Regions from separate parts of the Homo sapiens genome. Here region 1 is linked to region 2. Evidence: chromatin contacts called from ENCODE Hi-C or POLR2A ChIA-PET data. All regions are on one chromosome and are shown on one strand. Each heading gives the region's core, a stretch centred on a gene start or an enhancer-like site at or near the end of the contact. The rest is flanking DNA. Distances are from core to core; before and after follow the strand shown.

Region 1 (6,929 bases), core at 2,301-4,800, 640 kb before region 2:
AGCAGGAGGGAGAAGAGGCCTGGGGGGAGCAGCCCCCATTTCCATCTTGGTCCTGCACACAATGCCCCAATAACCCTATGCCCCACGCAGTCATGACCTGTTTAAAGCAGAACATGGTGGTGTGGCCGCCTGTTGGGCACCGGAGGTGACGCAGCCTCAGGGCCCAGAATGGCCTTGCCTTTCCCAGCCTGGAGAACACAGCACCCGCAACAGCATGGCCCTGCCCCACCCCATCCCTCGGAAATGAAAGGGCTTGCAGGCTGAAACCACTGCAGGAAAGCAAGGAAAAAGCCAAATGTCAAGCAAACAAAACAAGAAAGAAGCCTGTATTAGCCCGTTTTCACGCTGCTGATAAAGACATACGCGACACTGGGCAATTTACAAAAGAACGAGGCTGATTGGACTCACAGTTCTGCGTGGCTGGAGAGGCCTCACAATCATGGCGGAAGGCGAACGGTACTACTTACATGGCGGCAGCAAGAAAAAAATGACGCAGAAGCGAAAGCAGAAACTCCCTATTTAAAAAAAATCAGATCTCATGAGACTTACTACCATAAGGAAAGTATGAGAGAAAGCGCCCCCATGATTCAATGATCTCCCACCGGGTCCCTCCCACAACACGTGGGAGTTACAGGCGTATCATTCAAGATGAGATTTGGGTGGGGACACAGAGCCAAACCATATCAAGCCCCTACATCCAGAAAATGCAAATTTCATTCAACGCTAAAAAGAAATGTGCTGCCAAGCCATGAAAAGACATGGAGAAAACTTAAATGTATATTATTAAGTGGAAGAAGCCAGTATGAACAGGGTGCATACTGTATGATTCCAACTATATGACACTCTGGGAAAGGCAAGACTACGGAGACAGCAAAAAGACCAGTGGGTGCCAGGGGTTGTGGGGAGGGAGGGATGAACAGGCGGAGCACAGAGGATTTTTAGGGCCGTGAAACTACTCTAAGATGCTGTGACAGTGGATAAAGTCATCACACTTCGGTTAGAACTCATAGGACATCAACACCAAGAGTGAACCCCAATGTAAATATAGACTTTGGGTGATGATGCATCCATGTGGGTTCTTGATTTAATGAATGTACTACACATGTAGGGGCAGGGGTATATGGGGACTCTCTATACTTTGTTTTCAAATTTGCTATGAACCTAAAAAATAAAGTCTATTAGAAAACAAAACAAAAGGATCCCCAGATGCCCTGAGCTCTGTTTTACAAGGAGGGCCACCTGGCTCCTCAGGCCACAGCTCAGAAACCCCTGCTCTCCCTAGGAGGACTCACAGCCACATTTTCTCCTTTGCCTTTTAAGTGAGCTGTAGGGAATCCTTTGAGTCTCTTATCTGGGTCACCATTTAGGATAACTTCCACCGGAAGTGTCCTCTGCTTGGTTCCTTGACTTCAGTGTCACCTCCCCGGAGGCCTTCCCCAACTACCCCATTCCTAAGTCACTGTCCCTCCCATTATCTTGTATGATTTTCCGCCTAGCACTCATCATGTCTGAAATGAGCTCACCTGTTTACATATTTATTTTAAGTCACCCCTTTAGAGAATGCAAGCTCCACTAAGGCACTGACTGTGCCCCAGTGCCCAAAGCAGTGGCTGGCACAAAATAGGGGCTCAGCAAATATTTGTTGACTAAGTTATTTTGTTACTGAGCAGCAGCATAACCTAGGGCAAGGCAGTTAAACTTTTCTGGGCCCCAATTTCCTCATCTGTAAAATGGGCAACTACTCTTAATGATTGTGCTCCCTTTTCACGACAATGCTCTGAGTGTTGTCTCAACATGACCTTGTTTTGCCACGAAAGGACTTCTGCAGTGAAACAGGAGAGGTCCCCGATCCCCCTCAGGATGTGCCGCTTGCCTTTTCGGTCACCCCTGCTGCTCAAATCCCTCTCAGGAGGTGGAGCATGCAGATGGGAAGGTGCAGAGGCCAGGGTGAGCCATTTGGGCTCTGGCCCTACTGTAGTGTCTAAAGGTGGGTGCCTGCAACCCCAGTGTTACAAAGCTCTTTCAGCTTTGCTGTCCGCAGACAGCATGTGTTAACCAGCTCAATGGACCCTCTGCCTTTTCGCAAGGGCAGAGGGCCAGTGTGACAGCTCTCTGTATCACAAGCTCTTATCCAGCATCCCGGAAAAACTGGGTCACACATGGGCTTGAAGGATGAATGCGAGGTTTTATTGAATGGTAGAGGTAGCTTTCAGTGGGACGGATGAGGAGCCAGAAGGGGGGTATGGAGTAGGAAGGTGATCTTCCCCTGGAGTCAGGAGCCCAGCAGCCGGACTCCTCTCTGACCGTCCCCAGTCAAACTCCTCTCCATGTTCAGATGTTCCTCCTCCTCTCTCTTTCTCTACTGCATCGTTCCACTGTCCGTCTGCTGGTCTGCTGGCTTGCTCGTCTGTTTCTGAAGCCTGGGGTTCAGGGTTTATATGGGTGCAGGATAGGGGGTGTGGCAGGCCAAAAGGCAACTTTTTCCGCTCAAAAACAGGAATGCCTGTCCTCATTTAGGGCCGTGGGTCTTCAGGCTTGAGGGTGGGGCCTTTGCCAGGAGCCACCCTCTTCTACCCAGTATTTCCCTGTCTCCTGTCCGTATCACCAGGCCATCTGGATGAGTACTTATGGAGAGAGTTCCTAGCAGCTTAGGATGTTGCTTCACCTTGCAGACTTGAGTTTGCAGATGCCAGAGAGAGGTTGGAATGTGTGCTAAGTAGATTGGGGTATGTGAAAGTCTCTCCCCTAGAAGGTCAGCCGTAAGGAGGCAGGGATCTTGTGTTTTATTGATTTTTATGGCCCAAGAGTCTAGAACAGTGCCTGGCACCAAGGAGGCTCAACGAATAGTTATGAAATGAGCACAGGAGGAATGCTGGACACGTCATTGACAGTCAGAACATGAACTTCCATTCTTGGGTGAGTGTCGTGTGGTATGGAAACAGCAATAATAATGCCTTCCATTAGTGGAGCCCTCTGTAAGGTGTTTACACACACATCATCTCATTTGATCCTCATGACAACCCCATGAGATAAGTACCATTAAGTGTTATTATCCCCAATTTACAGATGAGATAACTGCGGCTCAAAGAGTTCAACCTGCCTGAGGCCACATAGCTGGTAAATGGCAGAGCCTGATCTTGAACCCAGGATTTTCTCGCCCTAGACCCAATGCTCTTATCTGCCTGTGTGTTGCTGGTCATGCAAAGCTCTGAGTGTGAGCAGCAGCTGGAAGCCTCACATGAGAGCCAAGGCCCTGAGGAGAGCCACCGTGGAGCAGACAGAAGAGCTACCTGTGACTGAGCCCAGGCCTGCTGTGCACACGGAGGCTGCCAGAGCTCTCAGCAGCAGGGGCTGGGTGAGAAGCAGGAGAGGCGGGTGAGCTGGGCCAGGCCCCTCTCAGCTCCAACAGTGGCCAAGTGCCCCTCTCGGGGAGCTCCTGAAGAGACCGCAGGGCCTCACGTAGGCACCGCCACCCTCAGGCCCAGACATGCATGGCTCCAAGCGGGCCCTTCACAGGGCACAGATGATGCCAAGGATGTGGGCAAACTGGTTTGAGGAACACAAAAACCAACTCAGAGTTTTCTCCCTTTCCTCAACAAGGCACCAGACCTGGCTTGTCACACCCCATGCCAAAGAGAAGTCTTCAAAGTGGTGTTTGCTTAGCCCCCACATCCTCCTGACTTTGCCAAAGTCCCTTATGTCTCCCTGAATCATACCTATGCACACGCACATGCACGCGCGCGCACACACATACACACACACACACACGGTGCCCAGGCCACCCCAGGCTCCTTTCCCTGGGAGCCCTCGAGCTGAGCCCTGGCCCACCTCTGTCCACAGCAATCCTTCGCACTCATCCTGCAGGCTCTTCTCTCTGCTGTCTGTTCCAAAGGCGCCTTCCCTCTTCTATACTCCAGAGCCTGCCCCAGGCCCTCCGCCCTGGTTCTGGCCATGGGGGCTTTCCACTAGATTTATCTGTACAGGTGACCGCTCCCCGTGTAGCCGCCAGCTCCCTGAGGGTGGGGCTCAGGTCCCTGTGCTGGGACCCACCTGGTCTAGGGGTCACAACCGCTGGCCACCCTGCATCAGGCCCTGTCAGGGAGCCCTGGGAGTCAGTAGTTTAGCAAACCTGTCTGGGGCCTTCCCCCTAGAAGCCACGGGGGCAGTCATGAAGAAATGGAGGGTGAAGGTGGGTGAGGCCAGGACAGGTGGCGGTCCACACACTTGCTGTGTTAGTCATCAAGGGCACCCAGCAGGGCAGAGGTCATCCCTAAAGCTGTGGCGAAGGGGATGGGTGGGGAGAAGGAGACAACGCATGCCAGGGAAAAGGCATCATGTCAAAACATCTTGCTGGAAAGGCAGTTTTCCTTCCAAACTCCCCAACAAGACCCGAAACGGTAAGTGGAAGGATGTCTTGATTAATCTCAGGCTGACGTTTTGCATTTGCTCTTGCAGCCAACACACACCGAGCCATCAAATCACCCTCCTGCTCCGTGCCAGACTCCGAACATGGAGTCCTCATTCCTGCCTCAGCAGCACTGGACAGAGCTTCTCTGTCCTCCCCCCTGGAAACGAGCCCCCAGCACAGGACCAAACAGATCATTGCTTCTACCTAGTGGAGCTAATAGCTGTTCATTGACCACATAGTCACTGGTCCCCTACTCTCCCAGCCCCTTGCTAAGCACGTCACATGCATTATCTCATTTACAAATGGGGTGGTTCCCAGAGATGGTTCTGGGGACCACAGTGGAGTGGGGAGGGGGCACTTCTGACCTGAGTGGAGTGAAAAGACAGCTGGCCCAGTCTCTTTTTGCGTCTGCTGCCCAGCATCATTGTCAACAGAGTCCACCTCATGCTTAGGAATGGCCCGGTTTGGAAGGTCAATTCTAGGTTCAGAGATTGGCCCAAGGCACCCTGTACCTGAGAGGGGCAGACACTAGAGGGCGCAAGGGAGCTGCGCTTGGTGGCCCAGGCTCAGGGATGTCAACTGGGCTGCAGCCTTGGGGCAAGGGCTATCTGCAGAGAGTGGAGGTGGGAGGCAGGTGGGGGGAGCGGGGGAGAGTGCCTAACCCTGCTCCCTCACAGAGCCCTTGCCCAGACCCAGCCCTAGCCCACATCCTCTCACCTCCATCAATCGCCCAGCAGGAGCCTGACCGGCCTGGGAACACAAGAGGGAAAAAGAGGTTCTGGGCCTGGCCTCTCCCCTCTCCACCACTTCAGCCCAGCCAGGCCCCAGCAAGCCTCTCCCCTGGGCTGGAGCCCTCAGACTCTCAGGCCGCTCTCCCGATGGGCTGGGACTGCAAATGAACCACGTTCTGGAAAAACAGCCAGGCCGTGCATCAAAGAAACTCCACGGCCCTCCAGGGGGTAGGTGTGGGGCGGGCCGGAAGCAGGAGGTGGAAGGACTGATAGAGCCCTTGGTTAGGAGTTCCGGTTCGGAACACCTTCTCCTCCTTAACCCACCCTCAGGAGCCACGAGGGCTCAGTTACAAGGCTCAGGTGGCAGCATCCTGGCCTGTGAATCAGGCTGACCAGGGTCCCTGCCCCGCCTGCTCCCACGGCCACAGGGCTTGTAACCTATGAAAAGCCCACTTCTCATGGTCCTAGCCTGGCCAGAGGTTCTGAATGTGCCACTGCCCCGTCCAAGACTCTGCCCGCAATCAGACGTGGGGCAGAGGGGGCGCCTCCAGGAGGCAAACTTTCCATTCCCACTGGGACAATGCCATGACCCCAGCCCCTGCTGACTCCTCTCCAGCCAATGGATCAGGCCACAGGAGGCCCTGCCTGCCTCCAGAAACTGGACGCCCCAAGCCTCTAAGTCCTCTTCTTGAGAGAAGGCCACATAAAAGGCAAGGTGGTGACGTCTTAGAGGCACGTACTTCGGTGTCCCACAGACTTGGGTATAGGTTGTATCTCTGATATTAGCGCCTTGGGCACAATACTTCACTTCTCTAAGCCTGGGTTGATTCACCTGTAAAAGGTAATAAGAACATCTACTTCACAAGGCTGGTGTAAGGATTAAATGCTACAAAGAACAGAAAGCGCAGAGCCGAGTTCCTGGTGCCCAAGCCAGCAGGAAAGTGGAGGAAGATGCTCTGAGCAGCACCTGCAGGGCCCTTCCGGCTCAGCCCAGTTTCTCTCTGCAGTGGAGTCCCAGTCTGCAAGCTAAGAACGGAGATGGACTTTCAATCCCAGCTTGGTATACATGGTATACACGGGTGAATTTTCTATTAGACAGTGGCACCAACGGATGTAGGAAGCCATGAATGCCTCGGTGTCAGCAGCCTCAGCCTAAGAATCATTCATTCATTCATTTGTTCATTCATTCACTTATTCAACAGACACCTTTTTGTCCAGACAGTCCCAGATTACAACTGTTGTCCAGATGTAATTATTAATAGCCTCCTTTGACCTTGAAGTGTCCCAGTTTGGATGATAAATTATACGGTCTCTCTGCCTACTGAGCACCTACTATGTGTCAGGTCCCAGGCTAGGCCCCGGGGATTGAGAGAGAGATAACGTAATGGCCCTGCCCTCTAGGGCTCCGGAGACAAGGCGGCGATTGCAAGGCAGTGTGAGAAGGCGGGGATGGACATGCTGCCACGGGACCCCTGTACCCCTTGACAAACCTGTCAAGAAACAACCTTTGACTTTCCTGCCCTTCTTGGGTTTATTTACTTTTACTTGTTTACAAAAAAACATTTTTTGGGTTAACTCATGTCATGCTTTTCCCACCTGATACAGGAAGCAGCAGTCCTTTTATTTATTATGTTTTCCTCTGGCCTCAGAAGTTGCCTTTTATTGAGATATATATGATCCTTTTTCAAGAATCTCAAATATCCCATCTGTTCCCTACATGATGTCACAAACATCAGTTTTCCAGAAGCAGGGTCCTAATTTATTTCTTCATGAAAAGGGTATGACATGAA
Region 2 (7,387 bases), core at 2,659-5,158:
CCTCCCAAAGTGCTGGAATTATAGGCATGAGCCACCACACTGAACCAGAACTTAGCTATTAATAATACATTTGAAGACAGTATTAGCTTATTAAAATGTCTCGTTCTTTGTCATTCTGCAGTTTTACTACAGGGAATCTAGATCTGAATTTATTTATACTGCTCGTGACTCTTCTTCCTGAATCTCAGTATTTATGTTTTTCATCAATTCTGAAAAACTCACAACCATTTTCTCTTATTGTTGCCTTTCCCCTATTTTCTCTGGGAACCCTATTAGATATTCGCTCTCTCTCTCTCTCCATACATATATATATATAGATATATAGATATAGATCTATGTAGACCTTCTCTTTCTATTCTTCATGTCTTTTAAATTTTGTCTCTTTCATAATTTCTATATCCTGGACTCTCAGTACTATATTCTGGGTTATTTCTTCAGGTCTTTTGCCCAGTTCATTAATTGTCTTCTTAGCCATGCCTAATTTGTTTAGAAACCTGTTTTTGTGTTTAGAAACCGTATTTTTCATTTCTAAAATTTCCATTTGATTCTATCTCAAACCTGTCCATTCTTTCATATGGTAGATTCTTATTTTAAAATTTCTTATTTTGTCTTTAATCATTTTAAACATGTGTCTGTAGTTTCTTTTAGCTGACTCTATTATCTGAAATTGCTGAGGACTAATTTCATGTCTAACTGCTTACTCTTCATGGTAGATTGTTTTGTCACATGTTTTATAATTGCGGGCTGTGAGCTTATCTTCAGTGGTACTTGATCTGTGAGAATCCTATGTAGTCTAGGTTGAAGGTATTTCTTGCCAGAGAAATTTGCCTTTGCTTCTGCCTGCTGCCCCAGGAGTATCCCTAGCTGAGGAATACTTTTATTTTGATCTCTTGGCTTGTGAATTTCTGGCCACACAGGTAGTATAAATTTCTTTTTTTTTTTTTAATGGCTTCTTTTTGTCTGTTTATTTCTGCTTTATATTATGAAACCTTTGTTAAAATGTACTACAGCATATAAAACTACATATTTTAGATGATCTGTTCTTCAGGTCTATCTCTATACCTTAATCCTAACTTTAACCCTTTTTTTTTTCTAAGCACTTTTCTAAGTACTTTATTTTTTATTTTATTATACTTTAAGTTCTAGGTTACATGTGCACAATGTGCAGGTTTGTTACGTATGTATACATGTGCCATGTTGGTGTGCTGCACCCATTAACTCATCATTTACATTAGATATATCTCCTAATGCTGTCCCTCCCCGCTTCCCCCACCCCACAACAGGCCCTGGTGTGTGATGTTCCCCTTCCTGTGTCCAAGTGTTCTCATTGTTCAATTCCCACCTATGAATGAGAACATGCGGTGTTTGGTTTTTTGTCCTTGCGATAGTTTGCTGAGAATGATGGTTTCCAGCTTCATCCATGTCCCTACAAAAGACATGAACTCATCCTTTTATGGCTGCATAGTATTCCATGGTATATATGTGCCACATTTTCTTAATCCAGTTTATCATTGATGGACATTTGGGTTGGTTCCAAGTCTTTGCTGTTGTGAATAGTACCACAATAAACATACGTGTGCATGTGTCTTTATAGCAGCATGATTTATAATCCTTTGGGTATGTACCCAGTAATGGGATGGCTGGGTCAAATGGTATTTCTAGTTCTAGATCCTTGAGGAATCGCCACACTGTCTTCCACAATGGTTGAACTAGTTTACAGTCCCACCAACAGTGTAAAAGTGTTCCTATTTCTCCACATCCTCTCCAGCACCTGTTGTTTCCTGACTTTTTAACTGGTGTGAGATGGTATCTCATTATGGTTTTGATTTGCATTTCTCTGGTGGCCAGTGATGATGAGCATTTTTTCCTGTGTCTGTTGGCTGCATAAATTTCTTACAAATTTACAAGAAAAAAACAGCCCCATCAAAAAGTGGGCAAAGGATATGAACAAACACTTCTCAAAAGGTAGTATAAATTTCACAACCCAAACTGCTTAGGAAGAGGATCACATTACAAAGTCTCAGTGACAGGATTTGTTGCTGTTTCTCTGAGCCAGTGGTGGAATTTTTTTTTCCTGGTTCATCTTTTCTGTAGGAGTCTTAGTTCCAGCACTCCACTTTGCTTGAAACCCACCTTTTGTCCAAACATGGCCATTAAAACCCAAGCCCCATGATTACCCGGACCAGCAAACTGCTTGGATGGCCATAGTTTATGCTCTTGCCGTGCTAGTTTTTAGAACTCTCTTTGTTTTTGGACTCTGGGAAAATCTTATTTCTATTTTTTAGATATATTAATAGTAATAAGGCTTCTGTTTTATCCCAGAGTTCTGAGTATCTTGTAGAAGGAGAGTTTTCAGATCTCTAGGCTACAACATTGCTACAAAGAGAAGCCTAAATTGGGTTTCTTCACAGGCAGTGATCACAGTCAAGGTCCTCAGGCTGCCTTTCATCTTATTCTCAGAGCATCGTGGGAGTTCCAAGACTAATGATACAAAAGCAGCCTCTAGAACTGAAAACAGTTCCTTAAGAAATAGGAAATATTCTATTGGAAAGAATGGCAAAATGGAATGAGGCACATCCCACTGTACACTTTCTTATTCAGCACACTCTGAATTTTCCACATGCCACACAGTGGATATACACTGGTATGCCAGGGACACACTGGCATAATAAGACAGTCCCTGGCCACAAAGAGCTTGGAATCTAGAAGAGTGCATAGTCCATACAGCTAGAATGAGAAGTCCCATGGTGATGCAGTGGAGGGGGCCCACCTAGCCTGAGGAGCCCAGGGAAGCTGTTTGAGAGGGTAAGGGAAGGAGCTGAGCTGAAGGATAAGGCAGAGGCAGCTTGGTAAAGTGGCACTCAGGCAGAGGCAGCAGCTCATGAAGCAGCTAAAGGGAGCATGGCATATTTGTGCTGCTTCAAATAGTTCCATTTGGAAAGACCTGAGTACAAAGGAGAGTTAAGGATGAAGTGGAGAGGTGGCAGGGTTGGGTTGTAAAGGGCTTCCTTTGCCACTTCTGAGAATTCACACTTCTGAGGGCAATGGGGAGCCATTTAAGCAAGGGATACATTTGATCAGATTTATACTTTATAAAAAGATTAATATGGCTGCTGTGTGAAGAATAAATTGGAGTTTACAAGACTGGAGTCAGGGAGAACAGTCCAGAGACTGTCGTATTGATCTGGGTGAGAGATGGTGGCAGCCTGGACTAGGGAAGTGGAAATGGGGATGCTGAGAAGTGGGTTTGAGAGCTCATGGGAATTCAGATGACATAAAGATAGTTCATTTCCTTAAAAAAAGTGGGGGCAGTGGGGCGATAACTAAGATGGTTATTTCATAGTTGAAACAAACAGATCATTCTGTCAGTCTGAGTGGTTTTCAGCATATTTTTTACTCCGACTCACATAAAGGCTAAAACCTACTCCCACTAGAAAGAGTTCCTGTCATCAGTGATTCTCTGCAGATAGCACAGAAAGATGCCTGTATAACTTACAAAAAATAAAATTAAAATCTCAGGTGATCCATAAATGCCCTTCCATCCGGTAAATGCCCTTCCATCCAGTATGCCTGCCTTCTAGGGAATGAATGATCTGTGTAACAGGCAAGCATTTGGAGCAGAAATCAATCCTTCATTTAAAGTAACTGACATTTGAAGGTAACTCTTTTGCAACATAATGCTAGTTCAGATACTTGCCCTACCACCTGTGCCTTAGACACTAGCTTATTCCTGGTAGAAACACAGCCTTCACGTAACTATGCATCCTTCCCTGATAAAGTGACAAATCAGCCAGTATATGACGAATTTGGGTTGTGTAGACAAATATACCAGGTGCACCAGCCAAGACATACACAGTTGGTTGTGAATCATCCACACCAGCTTTCAATGCAGTTAGATTCACAGAACAATTGCTCAGTTCCTTCCTTCATTTTCACAGTGTAGACCTGGCTCAAGACCCAAGAGTGAAGCAGCAAGTGTGAAGAAGCAGAAACATTATAAATAACCCAGAGAATCCTTTTATAACAGCAACTGCCTACTGATTTTGTGGCCTAACAGCTCGAGCAAAAATGAATATAAATACAACATTGTGCAATGACTAATTACTCAAAATTTTGTGCATCAGCAGAAGTGGAACCTGTGGTTGGTGCTAATATTATGAAATGCCTTTGCTGTTTAATAATCTGGTAGCTCTGTATTATTTAGCATGCATTTTTCTTGGAGAACAATGATTTTATTTCAAGTACCTCTCACTGAAATAAAAAAGCAGCTGTTAGAAGATGAACATTTAGCAGAAAATATTTTAGCGAGTCTTTTGTAAGATACTAAGTCCTATTGGATTAACTGTTTTCTGTCTAGAATAGTGGGGTCACAAAAAAAAGGGGATTGCTGACCACAAAAGGCAAAAGGCCAACCTTTAGAACTCAGTGAATCACTAACAGACATTTTAGTTTTAATTGCGATTTACTCACCAATATATATACAAAGCTCTCATTAATATTGCCTGAAGAATGGGCCCTTTTTAATTCCATTTTTAGCTCGCTCTCAGGATTCCACTTCTCTTTCATTAACATGGAATTCTTTAAATTATAGAATAAATTAACCCACCGCAAACATTTTGGGCAGAATGGGGTTTTCAGCAATTTTCAGCCTCCACAGGCCATTCTTCTCAGCAGCTTGCCAGCCAGCAGAGCGGTGAGGGCCATGGCTGGGAGCAGCACCTGCCCCTGAACTTGAAGAGAGGCTAGAGCAGCCCAATGGGCTCCTGGCCCAAGCCCACTCTCAGGGTGACAGTGTCCTTCACATGTTCCTCAGGCTGGCCAAACAAGGGGTGTGCCAGTGCGTAAGCCACATCACCATAAGGCTGCTGGGCACAGCCAGTTTCAGCCAAAGAACATTATGGTTGAGCTGCATTAATGTGCCCATATTGACTCAGGGACAATTTTTACATTATTATAAGCAAAACAGAAAATGTTCTCTTTTAAATTATCAAGAAATGTGAAAAAACAAAGAGTTTCATTTTATCTCCAGTTCCCATTCCTGGGGTGAAGTGGGTGATAGGTAAAGATTAAAAATGGAAGAGTTTTCAGAGATGGCTGAAGATTACCTAGAGGGTGAGGCTCAGGCTTGGGCCGAGGGTGGAATGAGGTATAGAAAAGGGAAAGGATCAGGCATGTCTGTTCTGTATATTATTTGGCAATACAAGACAGTATATCTACATTTTTTACAAATGTTATCTCAAAACACCTTCGTCAAAATGCTCCACTTCAGTCCTGGTCTGACCAGCCAGCCCAGAGCCCATCACAAACTAACAAAGCTGAGAATGGACCCTGAGACACGGTCAGGCCCCAGATGGAGCCAGCCAGTGGCCTCTGTCAATATGAACTAATGGCTGACTTGGACTGGGAGCCATTTGTCAACAATAGTGGGGCCAGATCTGTCCATGGCACCAACCTGTGAGGTAGGTTGAGCACCACAACCAAGCACCTCAACCTGTGTGAAGACTGAGATGGCTGAGACACACTGCATCAGGCAGGGGATTTCTTTTGTCTTTGACTCAATTTTAGATGGAATCCAAGTGATGCAGTTACTATGATTATCTGTACTCTTTCTTAAAAATGGTTACTAAATACTTGTAGGGTACCAATAAAGGAAGAATCTGGCAGTTCTGGGATGAAAGTTAATAGAGTTTTTCTTGTTTTATAGTAGTTGAAATATAATCAATGTATTGAAATTCAGAAGATCAGTGTCATTCGTAATACCACTTATGGTCACTTTGGGCAGTGAAGTGCTGCCCTGAGCATATCTTAGCCCCACCTTACTTTGATTTTGCACTCAACCGCTTATTGATCCTTCTCTGTTCTCACCTATCTTAATGAAAGAAGGCTTTAGCCTCATAAACCTCATTCCAGATAGAAATACATAATTCAAGAGAAACACTGATGTCAAAGAAGAGAAGGCATACCAATTTGTGTCAGCATTTGCTGTAAATTAGAGAGGAGTACAGGGAGAGTTTAATGTAATGTAGAATTGGAATTAAAATAGAACCAATATTTAGGCAGTCCTCCACCTCTTTTTTTCCCTGCTGTGACATGAAGGATTGACTTTCTCCCAGCTTAAGTACCTAATGTAGTTCATTTTTTTTCCTTTCTGCTGGGATTCCCCCCCACAAAATACTACATATTTATTTCTGGCATCCAAAATTAAATATTTTCACCTTTTCCATTCCAATCACAACCAAAAACTCAGGGTATGAAGAGTTGGAGTTTCCCCCTCATCTTCCACACCTTTGCAGCATAGAAAGGACCTCTGGTGGCCGGGCACAGTACCTCATTCCTGGAATCCCAGTACTTTGTGAGGCCAAGACAAGAGGATCGCTTGAGCCCAGGAGTTGCTGGGCAACAATAGAGAGACCTCATCTCTACAAAAAAATTTTTTATAGCCAGGCGTGGTGGCAAATGCCTGTAGTCCCAGCTACTCAGGAGGCTGAGTTGGGAGGATCGTTTGAGTCCGGGGAGGTCAAAGCTGCAGTGAGCCGTGATTGCACCACTGCACTCCAGCCTGGGTGACAGAGCAAGACCCTGTCTCAAAAAAAGAAAAAAAAGACCTCTGCCATGCCAGTGTAATCAGTTCAGCTGTTGTAAATCACTATTAATCCCTCCTTAATACAGTACTAATGTGGGTGTTACCTCCATGGTTTCTTTTTTCCTAAGCTGAGAATAAAAGGTTGATAGTGAACATCTCACAATGTAAATTTGTGCAAGGTGTTCCTGTACACTTGTGAGAATTCTTTAGCACACATGCAAGAGTGTTCTTCCTTTTAAAGTGGTCACATTGGGAAGCTTCACATTCAGACCACATGTTGTTTTCAGAACCTTTTTGGAGCTCTTTATTTGAATTTCTGCCAGAGCCGATCTTGTTCTTTACAGTTGCCCATTGGTTTTGGCCAATGGTGGAGTTCCCTAGCTTGATCCCTCACCTTAATCATTAGACTTGGCTTTAAACAATTCACTCTTTCCAGAAATAAATTCCTTAGGATATGGTTCTCAAAATATGGCCCTAAAGCCAGCAGTATCGGCATCACCTGGGAAGTCATTTGAAACACAAATCCCAGGCCCCACCTTAGATTTAATGGATCAGAAACTTTGGGGATGGAGCCCAGCAGTCGGTGTTTTAACAAACCCTCCAGGCGATTCCAGTGCATGCTCAAGTTTAAGAATCACTGACTGAGATGAAATGTGCCTCCATTGAGGATATTCAAAGATATGCTACAGATTTTGAAGGTACTGAAAGAGAAGTTTCAAAATATTTTTGAGCAAAGTTAGAATACATTTATGGCCTCCCCAGAGGACTGCTTTAATGGGGACTGGGATTTAACCAAGGTGTTCC

What was found. A loop is a pair of places that touch in the nucleus more often than their neighbours do. ChIA-PET counts read pairs that join two places held with the same protein, here RNA polymerase II (POLR2A). Pooled maps may share reads with other maps.
Region 1: a loop to region 2 is called in a map of mammary epithelial cell, with 13 times the contacts of the local background. The contact joins two enhancer-like sites. A Hi-C loop is called at or near these places in 10 of 168 maps with a recorded cell type or tissue (CD4-positive, alpha-beta T cell, CD8-positive, alpha-beta T cell, Caco-2 and 7 more), 4 of 37 single-sample maps with no recorded cell type and 18 of 50 pooled maps. POLR2A ChIA-PET finds 5 or more read pairs at or near these places in 1 of 52 experiments (AG04450).

What each region holds. Positions count from the first base shown.
Region 1 is chr2:28,450,677-28,457,605 of GRCh38, reverse strand. No RefSeq gene overlaps it. Among named protein-coding and RNA genes, the nearest start is that of PLB1, 42 kb to the left of the region's middle. RefSeq lists enhancers at 4,849-5,362, 5,363-5,876. Within about 2 kb of position 3,550, at least 2 of the 41 ENCODE cell types and tissues checked have a DNase peak (open chromatin) inside an H3K27ac peak, as active enhancers do; they include mammary epithelial cell, where a contact is called at or near this core.
Region 2 is chr2:27,806,597-27,813,983 of GRCh38, reverse strand. All of the region lies in intron 7 of RBKS (ribokinase), which reads left to right. Among named protein-coding and RNA genes, the nearest start is that of MRPL33, 39 kb to the right of the region's middle. Within about 2 kb of position 3,908, at least 5 of the 41 ENCODE cell types and tissues checked have a DNase peak (open chromatin) inside an H3K27ac peak, as active enhancers do; they include mammary epithelial cell, where a contact is called at or near this core.